2 separate regions of the Homo sapiens genome follow, and region 1 is linked to region 2. A link is a loop called in an ENCODE intact Hi-C map of the cell type or tissue named here. Cell type or tissue: heart right ventricle. All regions are shown on one strand. Links, peaks and the distances in the headings refer to the core of each region. The heading gives the core; the rest is flanking DNA. Region 1 overlaps TEAD1 (TEA domain transcription factor 1). Region 2 overlaps TEAD1 (TEA domain transcription factor 1).

Region 1 (5,373 bases), core at 294-5,293, 59 kb after region 2:
TTTTTAAAAAGAGTCATATTTTTAAAATATGTACTAATTTACAGATGAAACGGTATGACAACTAGGATTGCTTCCAAATAATCTGGTGGGAGAGGAGCCAGGAGTTTACAAGAATAGCCATGAGGTGATGATTGCTGCTGGGTGATAATGGGTGCACAGGGGTTCAATTGCCCTCTACTGTACTAAACTTTCCCAAAGCAAAGACACTGAAAATCTAAAATAAAAATAAGATTCTGCTCCTGACCCCCTCCTTCAAAAAGAGAGACAGATGCTACAGAAGAGGTACTTGGCACTCTACTTCACAGCTGCTGGATGATGGTAGTCACAATCATAATTAGCAGCAGCAGCTAACATTTATGAGACACTTCTCCGCGAGTCAGCACTGTGCTCACCCTCACTGAACCTGCACTATAACCCATAAGGAAGGCACTTCTATGTCCATTTCAGGGGTTAGGAAACTGTGCTTCAGAAGGATAAAGAGGTTGCCCAAGGTCAAACAGATAAGTGAAGGAAACCTGTGTCATTCCACAAGTTCATAAGCATAATGCGGATGAGAATGAGTTATGTTATTCCAAAATAGTAACAACTATCAAGAGTGCTGGGAACTCTATAAGCCAACAGATTCAATCCAGTGTTAAAGAGAGCAGAAGTGGTGCTTTTCTGATGACCATTTTTGGTGAAATGTAGTGAACTGCAGGGTAGAGTCTCTGAGATCTTAAAGTGATAAGAGCAGAGGAGAAAGGGTGAAAAGTGGAGGCAGGAAGGGTGGATGTGTTTTCCAGGGAGGAGGGAGAGACAACAGAAAATATGAAAACAAAAGGGAAATAGCCTGTCAAACTAAAAATTTAAAAACAAAACAAACAAATAAACAACAACAAAAAAAAAAACAGAAAAACAACAAAGCAGGAAATCCAGCAAGAGGGGAAGCTGGGGCAAAGCTTAAAACTAAACCCAAAGGAGGAAGACGAAAAGGCAAATAAATGACCCCCAGTCAGACCAGCCTATGTTATTCGGGAGGAAAACCTCAGGACCCTGAACTGAGAAACTGGAGAGTGGAGGAAGCAAGAGACTTCTCAATGGGTTGGGGGAACCAACAGAGAGGCTGACAGTGGGTCATTCGCTATATTTCATTTAAACTCACATGTGGAGAAGTACTATTATTTTCTCCATTTTGCAGAGGAGGAAACAAGAAGCCGAGATAGAGTTAATCACTTACTCAAAATCACACAGCCAATAGGCAGAACTGGGGCTGCAACCAAGATCTGACCTCCAAGCCATGCTTTCCGGCTACCTTACTGAATACACCAAGCACTAGTAAGAACTGCACAGTTAGGACAACACCAAAACAGCCAACAGAACCACCTAGGAAGAATTTAAGAAATGCATGAAGACTAAGAAGGTACAAGCAAGTTGGGAAGCGGGGAAAGTCATGAGCACAGAGTCCTAAAAACTGGCAATCAGTGATCACACACCTTTTAGCTGAGAGACACCAGAAACAGGTAGACAGGAGGAAAAGATTGTATCAACCAGCCCCACTGCCTCCCACCAAAAACCAACCAAGGTGTCAAAGAGGGGTATCAACCCTGTAAACAACCCCATTTCAAAGACCCAGTGTCTTTTTCAGAGTCCTGATTATGAAGGGCTCTGGGCAAGCACAGTTAACTCTCTTCTGCCAGCTGCCCCCATCACTGCCCATCACCTATCACAGGCTAAGCTGGTCACCTGGGTGGGAAGAGAGAAATTCACCCCATCTCAGCAGGTTCCCAAGCACTCCCATTCTCAAAAAGTGAAGTCAAGGTCATCTGCCTAAACCCTATCCCCAGCATGAGGCCATTTCCATATCCAGGCCTACAGGGTGATGGAGGGGGCTAACTTATTCTGCCTGCCTGCCAACACAGCACATTCCAAAGCAAAACCAGATAAACTGGCAGGTCCAGTTCCAAACTTCCAAACTACAGCAGTCCCCCTACCCACTACACCCACCTAGAGAATAGTTTGGATTAGCCTGGCCCGGAGGAGTCCTGCCCCCTCTCTCTCAACGGTGAGTATAACCAGTCACGGGGGTGAGGGGTACTGGTCCCCACAGTCCTGGAGGACTGAAACCACAGGGGAGAGGTGAATGGGGCAGGATAAGTAATCTCTGAAAGGCTCAACTGAGACACACCCAACTTTTCAAGACCTTAGCCATATGTTTGTAAGAGGGAGTAAAATGGGCCACCAAGAAAACACAAGTATTGTGTCCTCATTTTTCTGGGCAAATACACTAAATGAGAAGCCTACCTTTGTTTCAATGTCACAATCTATCTTAACTCCCTTCAAATGCCACAAGAAAACCGGATAGGTGACTTGATGTGCAGTCCTTTGTTAGCCTGACAGCTGTGGAGTCACACAGATAAAGAACTGGTTTTAAAGTGCAGCTGTGTGATGTTGGGTAGGTCACTAAACTTCTCTGAGCTTCACCTTCTTCAACTACAATTGCAACTCAACTCTTATATGGGCTTGAGACAGAACCTGGCCTGTCAGCCTTCCCTTCCTATCCAAGAAGCCCAGGAATGAGCACAACTAAAAGTGAACTCAGCAGTACTGCTCCTCCTCCACAAAACCTGTCTTTGAGGGTTATGGATGGTATGATAAGATAAGTTTTCCAGGACCTTTCTGCCTAAGGGCTCACACATTTTCTCTCTTTAATCAAAAGCACAGCACAAAAAACAGCTAGAGGGGCAAGAGGCAGTACAGCATCATCTTCCCAGAAAGATAAACCAAAGATTTTCAAATGATTTACCTAAGGTCACAGGAAGAGCCATAGCAGAGGATTCCCAACCAGGACTTCCTTCCACACGAGCTAGAAGTGGAGAGACCAAGACCCAGCACTTGGAGGACCCTCAAATGCCTTCTCCCAGTGAACCACCCCAACAAGGTAACAGTTCTCCACCAGAGTTCTCAACAACAAAGTCTAGACGCCATTGTTTTGGTCAGAGCTGAAACACTGGACTGAACACCTCCACTCCTGCCCGAAGTCACTGCCTAAGGCACATCACAAAATAACTAAACAGTGGTGTCAAAAGAACCACCAGGAACTGAGCAGTGTCATTCCAATTACTTTTGGTTTTAGGCAAAGTTCTAAAAGTACTAAAATTTCTTTTAAAATTTCTAAAATTCCACTCAATGTTCTCTGGCTTATCTATTTAGGTGCATCATAGGACATCATTACACAGTCTCCCTCAGAACAAAGGTAAGTGAGTTTGAAACCTAAGAATGTCAAGAGTGCCAAGACCACAGGTTCTAAAATATAATCTGAAATCCCCCAATTTCATACAGTACAAACCAACCTTTCAGAATACCACTAAAAAAAAAACTTCTTTCTAAATTAAACTTTTTTGGTCTAAAAGGAAATGAACCAATGCTGAATCATTCCTATGAATGATGAGAATTATTTTTAAAAAAATACTTATGAGTGCATCCACAGAAAAGAACAAGGTTTGAAACAATTTGGTTGAAATAGCACAGGTTTGAAGGGAAAGTTGTTTCCTGAAATTCCCCTCTATTGTAGCTGTGGCCTCAGAAATGGCCTGGGACAATCCTTCAAAAGTAATACTGTCATGAGCTCAATACCAAGACACCACAAAGCCCTCCTGCCTGGGATTTTCTCTCCATTCTAGAAAAGTCTAGTCTGCCAGTTTCCCTGACAATTTCCTATTAGTACCATAGGCATATAATTTATCATCCAAACTGGGACATTTTGATAGTAAAGGAGGGTTCTTTAAGGATTATGCCAAGACAAGCAACATAAACCAGGATTATACCAGGCAAACAGGTACTCAGCCATGGGGAACCATAAAGGGCAGCCCTGTCGAAAATACAAATAGGCAAAACTGCCACAAACAGTAACCAGGAGGAAGGCAGCCAGGATCTGGTGGATGGACACAGGAACAAGGAAGACCAGGTTAAAATTAAGAAAAAAGCTAGGTAGAGCAGAGCCTGAAACTTGAGGTACACATTAACCTGATTCTAGGTCCATTTTCTCCCATTCTTAAGTCAATCTGCAAATCAGATTCAATGACTGATTTGTGGCCTCCCATGCCTTCCAGGTGTCTCCTCTTCATGATCTCCCACTTTATCCTTTATGACTTAGTTACTGGATTGTTTAAAAGTACAATCCATAAGGATGGGTTACCATGGTAAACATTTATCATTAGGGAGCACATCATTCCACATTATTGAAACTGATTATTTCTAAAGTAAAAAAGTTTCATTTTAAATACTACTACTGTTTATCTTTGAAACGAACTATATGTTTTTTCCTGGCTCCTCTCTAAAACCAACTGGTAGAAACTCTTCTTATTAGGTCTGATTATCAGTTTTTAATCACTCGATCACCGAAAAACATGACAGCCAGAGTGCTGGGGATACCATGGTGAGCATGACAAGATGCTGTTCTGTGTGGTGACTAGATCCAGGGTTTTATTTCTTTATGAGATATGATTCACATACCATAAAGTTCACCCTTTTGAAGTATGTAATTCAGTAATTTTAGTAGACTCCCAGGGTTGTGAATAAGTGCTTTTAAATATATTTTCTCCCCTCATCCACTGTCAGCCTGCCTGAATCTAAGTCTCTCTCCTCAACCAGACTACTCTCCTCCCTCAATAAGTCTTCATTTTAATTTTTTTAAAGAACTGGGAAACCAGATTAATTAGCACACATGTCTATACACTGCTTAAGAGACAAAAGGAAAAGATGTCAATAAAATGCAGGTGGTCCCTGGCCCAGGCTCACACAAAGCAATCTTAACTGCTCAGACCAGTCACCAGGAGTGGCCCAGATCTAAAAACACAGGGACATTGACACACCCAGAAGTGTAGCTGGGAATGTGAGCAGAGCAGGACCAGCTTAAGCCAGCTGACTTCGAAAACACAAGGTTCTATCACCAGCTTCCAGAAGGAACTCAGCTCATCTACCCAGGAAGTACCTGGAGTTAGGCACTGGAATTCACAACCATCCTCTTAAACATGCAAATACACTGGCTAAAGAGATGGGCAACCATTCATTCACATGAGTGTGAATTATTATTTGAGTGACATTTAAGGCCCAGAGGAAGCGAGTCTTAGGAGAGGGGCAAAGATTTATCTCTGGAGCTTGCAGTACTGAGAGAAACAAATGGCCTAGGTTTTAACAGCAGCCACACCTACAGCTCTAGCCTACCGAGCCAGCACTTACCTAATCTAAACTTTACTCCAACTCTTCCAAGTAGATAACATCATCCCCATTTTCCAGATGGGGAAACTGCGGGCACAGAGAAGCTAAGCAGCTAGCCCAAAGCAGGTATTAAGAGGTGCAATGAGGGCAGCAAAAGTACCTTTCTTCTCCGCACCT
Region 2 (5,373 bases), core at 316-5,315:
GACTCTACGTAGGGGATGTGACTTCAGAAGCCAAAAGTCCCCCACAGGCAAAACAAACCAGCGCAAATCCTCACACACACACAGTTCTGGCACAGTGGGCCCTGACACCATCAACATCACATTGCTGATTAAGGATCTATCTGTAAAAGTCCCCATGAAAATCCAAAAGGATTCCCAGGTCCTGGGAGAATCCCACCGCCTCCTCTCAGAGATGATGTTTCTCAGGTAAACTGGCTGGAGCATAACCCAAAAGGAGGGCCATTATCCTAGGTTCCCCTCCTCCCCTCCTGATCTAAATGATCACCAAGAACGTCCATTTGACCCCCAGTCCCCCTGCCTCCCCTGGATCCCCTCTGCTCCTCTCTACCCCACTAACTTTGCTCCTGTCTCAAGGAAAGGACCGCACCATTTCTGCCTCAGCCCTCTGCCAGAGCTGAGCTGTCCCCCGCCTCCCCACACTCTCGCCACTGCCAACAACCTAGTCCCCAAGCCTGGTTATACGAGATGATATGGGTGGCTTCTTAAACATAGAGATTCCCAGCTTTATGCCAGAAATCCTGAATCAGAATCCCAGGAGACATATTTTTAGCGAGTGTCTCCTACACTATCCCGCAGTCAGAAAGGTTTTCCTAAAATGCAAATAGGACTTTCATCATACACTCACTTGAAGTCATTCAGCAGATCCCCACTCACTCAGGACTGAAGTGCATTATGAGACCCCTGGCCTTTCACACCTGTTCTCAGCCTGCTCCTCCAGCCACCCATCCAGAACCCCAACATTCTAGCTGCACACGCACTCCAAGATGCCTGGACACAGCCGGCCACCTACTCCACTCCTTCAGGTGCCTGGGGCTCTCCCAATACCTGACAGATTGTTGGAACTCAAAAAACTTTTGCTGATATTGTCCTTGGTAGGTATTTCTAAGAATTGCAGGGATTAGACCAGGCGCAGCGGCTCACGCCTGTAATCCCAGCACTTTGGGAGGCAGAGGCGGGTGCATCACCTGAGGTCAGGAGTTTGAGACCAGCCTGGCCAATATGGTGAAACCTCATCACTACTAAGAATACAAAAATTAGCCGGGCGTGGTGACGGGTGCCTGTAGTCCCAGCTACTTGGGAGGCTGAAGCAGGAGAATCACTTGAACCCAGGAGGTGGAGGTTGCAGTGAGCCAGGATCGCGCCACTGCACTCCAGCCTGGGCAACAGAGCAAGACTCTGTCTCAAAAAAAAAAAAATTGCAGGGATCACCTTGGACATCTGGAGAATCCATATGGCAGAGCAGTTATATATACATAAAGAGAATACTGAGTTTTAGAATCCCAAAGAGTTTGAATTTTGATTCCTCCACTTACTACCTGTGCCTACATTTCTTTTCATGAAAACTGGAACATTATTAGCCACCTGATGTAAAGATTAAATGAGATGATCCATGAAAGTATTAACAGAATATCTCAATCAACAGTCAATGCATATATTATCTAAATGCTTAGAGATGAGCATGGGTAGTATGTCTTAACTGTGCCAGACACACCGTAGGTTCTCAAATAGCTGACAACAAAACTAATAGGCCAGGCGTGGTGGCTCACGCCTGTAATCCTAGCACTCTGAGAGACCTAGGCAGGCAGATCACTTGAGGTCAGGAGTTCAAGACCAGCCTTGCCAAAATAGTGAAACCACATCTCTACTAAAAATACAAAAAATTAGATGGGTGTGGTGGCGGGTGCCTATAATCCCAGCTACTCAGGAGGCTGAGGCAGGATTATCACTTGAACCCGGGAGGCAGAGTTGCAGTGAGCCAAGATTGTGCCACTGCACTCCAGCCTGGATGACATAGCAAGACATCGTCTCAAAAAATAAATAAAAAACAAAAATTTTAAAAATTAAAAAATAATAATAATTACTGCTAATATATCCACCTTCTTCCCTGCTATACTGCAAATTTTCAAAGGTAGGCACTATTTCCCATTCATTTCTGCACCCCACTCCAGCCCCCTAGCCCAGCTCAACAAATAACCATTTGCTTTATTTTAACTTAAAATGTGAATACAATTTTGATGATTCTTAAGAAATTCATCCTTGTCTAAGGAATTACAAGGACAGCCTCAGGCATACCTTAGACTAGAACCACAGAGTGAGATAAAAGAGACTCACTGGCCTCAAAACCTTCCTCAGGTTTCCAAACACCCTGACTACCTGGTCTGTGGCCTCAACAACCAACTCCACCTTTCTTTAACCTCAGGCAGGACCTGCCACCTGCTGAGCCGCACAGTCTGAGGTCTTCACTGGTGAACCCCCAGCCCGCCTGGTCTGTGGCATCCCAGCCCCTGCTGCAGCCTGCCCACAGCCCTCAGCCCAGCCTGCTTCAGCAGCAGCTCATCCTGGGAGAACGCAGCCTGGCTCTCAGCCAGTTCACCTCCCACAAGAGCCAGGGGGCTGCGCTGGGCCCAGTGTCAGGTTACCACAAAAATAACAGTGGGCCTGCCTAAACCACGCATGCGGGCCAAGTGTAGGAGGGAAGTGCCCCAGAGGTGAGAAAGAGCAGCTCAGGAGAAGAAAAAAAAGGAAGACCTTTGAACATGTGTCAAAGAGGACTTGGTTTTTAAGAAAAGAACATTAAATTCATAACTACACTCAATACCGCCACTACAGCTTCTTCAGTACCTCATTTAGTACCTAATCAGGGTAACATATTTATATTATACTTAACTCTAAATATGCTTTTAAAAATATTATTTTAGGACAAGACGGGGATGAAGTTTTCTTTAGTTTGCTTATTTAATACCATTTATAAGTCAGATTTGGGTCAATGAAGGTTTTAACAAGTATTCCCACTGAACAAATTCCTAATATTACTCAGCTTTAATTTTCTCAAAACTAAATCCAAACATGTCGAAGCTAATTAGGTTTATGTAGAAGAGGTAGGACTTCAAGGGGAGGGAAAAGGCTAATAAAAAGCATTTATTCATTATTTTTTCTTCTTCCCTAAAATGAAATCAAAGTTCATTCCCGTGCTACTCTCGTGCAAGAATGCTGCTAGCTTGATGTGCTCTGGCCCAGCCTGGATATTTCAAATAAAGTTAACTTCAATCACTGTAGGGAGTTAGGAGGGTATTGATTCTCCATCCATTGTTCTTTCATCCTGGTTTACTCCACACACAATGCCTCTTTAATTTGCTCCTAGCAACTGTTTTATGAGTGGGTGGGTACAGGCCCAGCTACAAGAAAAGATGCACTTCCTTAAGCCAGGCAGGTAAGCCTCAAGACCAGGCCATCCACTGGGTGGAATGGGTTTCCCACTGTAATCCCGTACGTGCAAAAGAAGCTGTGAATGCCTTGGCAGGAGAAGACAGAGCCAACTCTAACAGGCACATTTAGATTCCCAACCTGAAGGTGGTGAAAGGTAGATGGACAAAAAAATTCTAAGCAGAAAAATATGGGCTAAGTTTTTTTTTTTAACAATTAATTTTGATGGGGAAAAGGTTCTCAATTGTCACCTTATTTTGCAGTTATTGATTTATATTTCATTTTACAATATCAGGGTTGCACGTATTATAAGACACAGCCGTATTCTGAACAAGACTCCACTGCAAACAGTCCAAAAAAAAAAAAAAAAACCCCTTAAAATGACAATTTTAGAGGCAGCCAGACCAGCAGTTGACATGCAGACAGGCAGCGATTCTGTGTTTTTAAATTTTTTTTAGCTTTTCAGAAACAGCCCTCTCCCAATCAAATTGATCAAAAATTTCATAGAAGAACTTATCACCAGTGGAGTGTGAGTCCTGAAAATTTAAAATAATACCGAATAAGTAGTGAAATTCACTGTAGTTTCATTCTGTCTTTAAAAGCAGCCAAAGTCTAGTTTCCAGAAGAGAGGATCTCATTCACCTTGCTACTCCTAGTGTGGCCAGAATTGACACAGTTCATGCAGGGCACATCACACCGTGCAATTATCAACCAGCATTGACACTGCTAAAAGATCTTTAATAATCCTGGTTTTTACCATAAAAGCTCTCATTATTATCCCAGCTCTCTTTGCTTGTTCAGCGTGCCTGGTCACTTACAGGAGGATGAGAAAAAACCGTAGACTCGACTCATCTTTCCCCAGCAGTGTCTCCCAGGGAGCTGTTCATGTCTCTGCAGAGCAATGCCACCACACTCCCTGACCAGGTTTAAAATTAGCCGAGCCCTGGAGAGCCACAGGTAACCTTCCGACAAGGTTAGCCAGCAGAGCAGAGCACAGCTCAGGGAGGGACATTAATAAGAAGCCAAGTAGAACCTTTCAACAAGCCCATTAGGGCCTCTCAGAACCCGTGCAGTCTGGAAGCCTGGGGGAGCCAGGTGCCTCAACGCGAGGAGGCTGACCTAGGCCTCTTATTTTTATCCCACCGAGTCAGCAGCTTTCTTTACAAGAGATAAATACAACCTCCAAATGTGCTTCTCCAAGTTTAAATCCAACATGTTCACCCACTCACTAATTATACAATAATTTTTAAATTTTTAATCGGGTTTTTAAAAATATTTCTGGAACACCTCTAGTTATAAAAGTTAATACCCATAGATGACCAAAAGTGGAACATATAGAAACATCCACAAAGAAAATTAACTTTACCCATATTCCACCATCAAATAATAATCAGTGCTACCCATGCATTTTGATGTCCTTTCTTACACTAATTATTCCTTACAGCTTTAGGTTTTTATTGCCCACCTAACATTTCACAGTCAGAAATAGTTCCTGAGTCCTGAAAACTTCTCTGTGTCTGTGATTTTTAAGAGGTACATAATATTCTGGGGGGTGGATATGCTATTATTTAGCTCTTTTCTCATGCTTGGACATTTAGATTTTGCCCAACTTTTCACTGTTGTAGCAAACATCCTTGTAATCATTTCTCAAGGACAGATTCCTAGCCTACAGTCAAAGAGCAGAAAAATTTCAAGGCCACCGATAGACTGGGGACCTCATGAAGACAGAGGCTGTGCGCCTCTCACACTGTATACACAGTATTTTCTGAAAAAAAGGACATGTCTCAGTGCTTTCTAAATAGCCCTAAATTCTAATGTGACACTGTCCAAACGCCTTTGGGGATAATCTGGCCTAGCGCAACTAAAGTTTTCTCAGCAATGAATTAAAGATGACAAGTGAAGAATCTATCAACACCTCTGAACACCTGCCAGTTTCAGACACTCTCCCACACCACCTCCAGTACCCGACTGGTACAACTATACTGGTTGTTTAAAATACTGAAATACTTCCATAACAGCGTGTAAAGAGTCAGTGCTCCAAAGCCCCAGTGAATGCTCTGTCCCCTTCGTAGTGTCCCAAGGTCTCCTCACTATTCAACAAGGATAGGTGTCCGGCAAATCAAGGGGCCT

What was found. A loop is a pair of places that touch in the nucleus more often than their neighbours do. Peaks named below come from ENCODE experiments on the same cell type or tissue, not always from the same donor. Only the 100,000 strongest peaks of a DNase experiment are listed, where the experiment ranks them.
Region 1: it touches region 2 in a loop (2.0-fold over the local background); 16 of 110 quality-filtered maps call a loop at or near these places.

What each region holds. Positions count from the first base shown.
Region 1 is chr11:12,684,528-12,689,900 of GRCh38, reverse strand. All of the region lies in intron 2 of TEAD1 (TEA domain transcription factor 1), which reads right to left. Among named protein-coding and RNA genes, the nearest start is that of TEAD1, 13 kb to the right of the region's middle. In heart right ventricle, for the core only: no CTCF peak of the experiment used is centred there; no DNase peak of the experiment used is centred there; H3K27ac peaks cover 1,340 bases.
Region 2 is chr11:12,743,829-12,749,201 of GRCh38, reverse strand. The region is part of intron 2 of TEAD1 (TEA domain transcription factor 1); the gene reads right to left. Among named protein-coding and RNA genes, the nearest start is that of TEAD1, 72 kb to the right of the region's middle. In heart right ventricle, for the core only: a CTCF peak has its summit at 2,478; DNase peaks (open chromatin) are centred at 2,411 and 4,242; H3K27ac peaks cover 3,274 bases.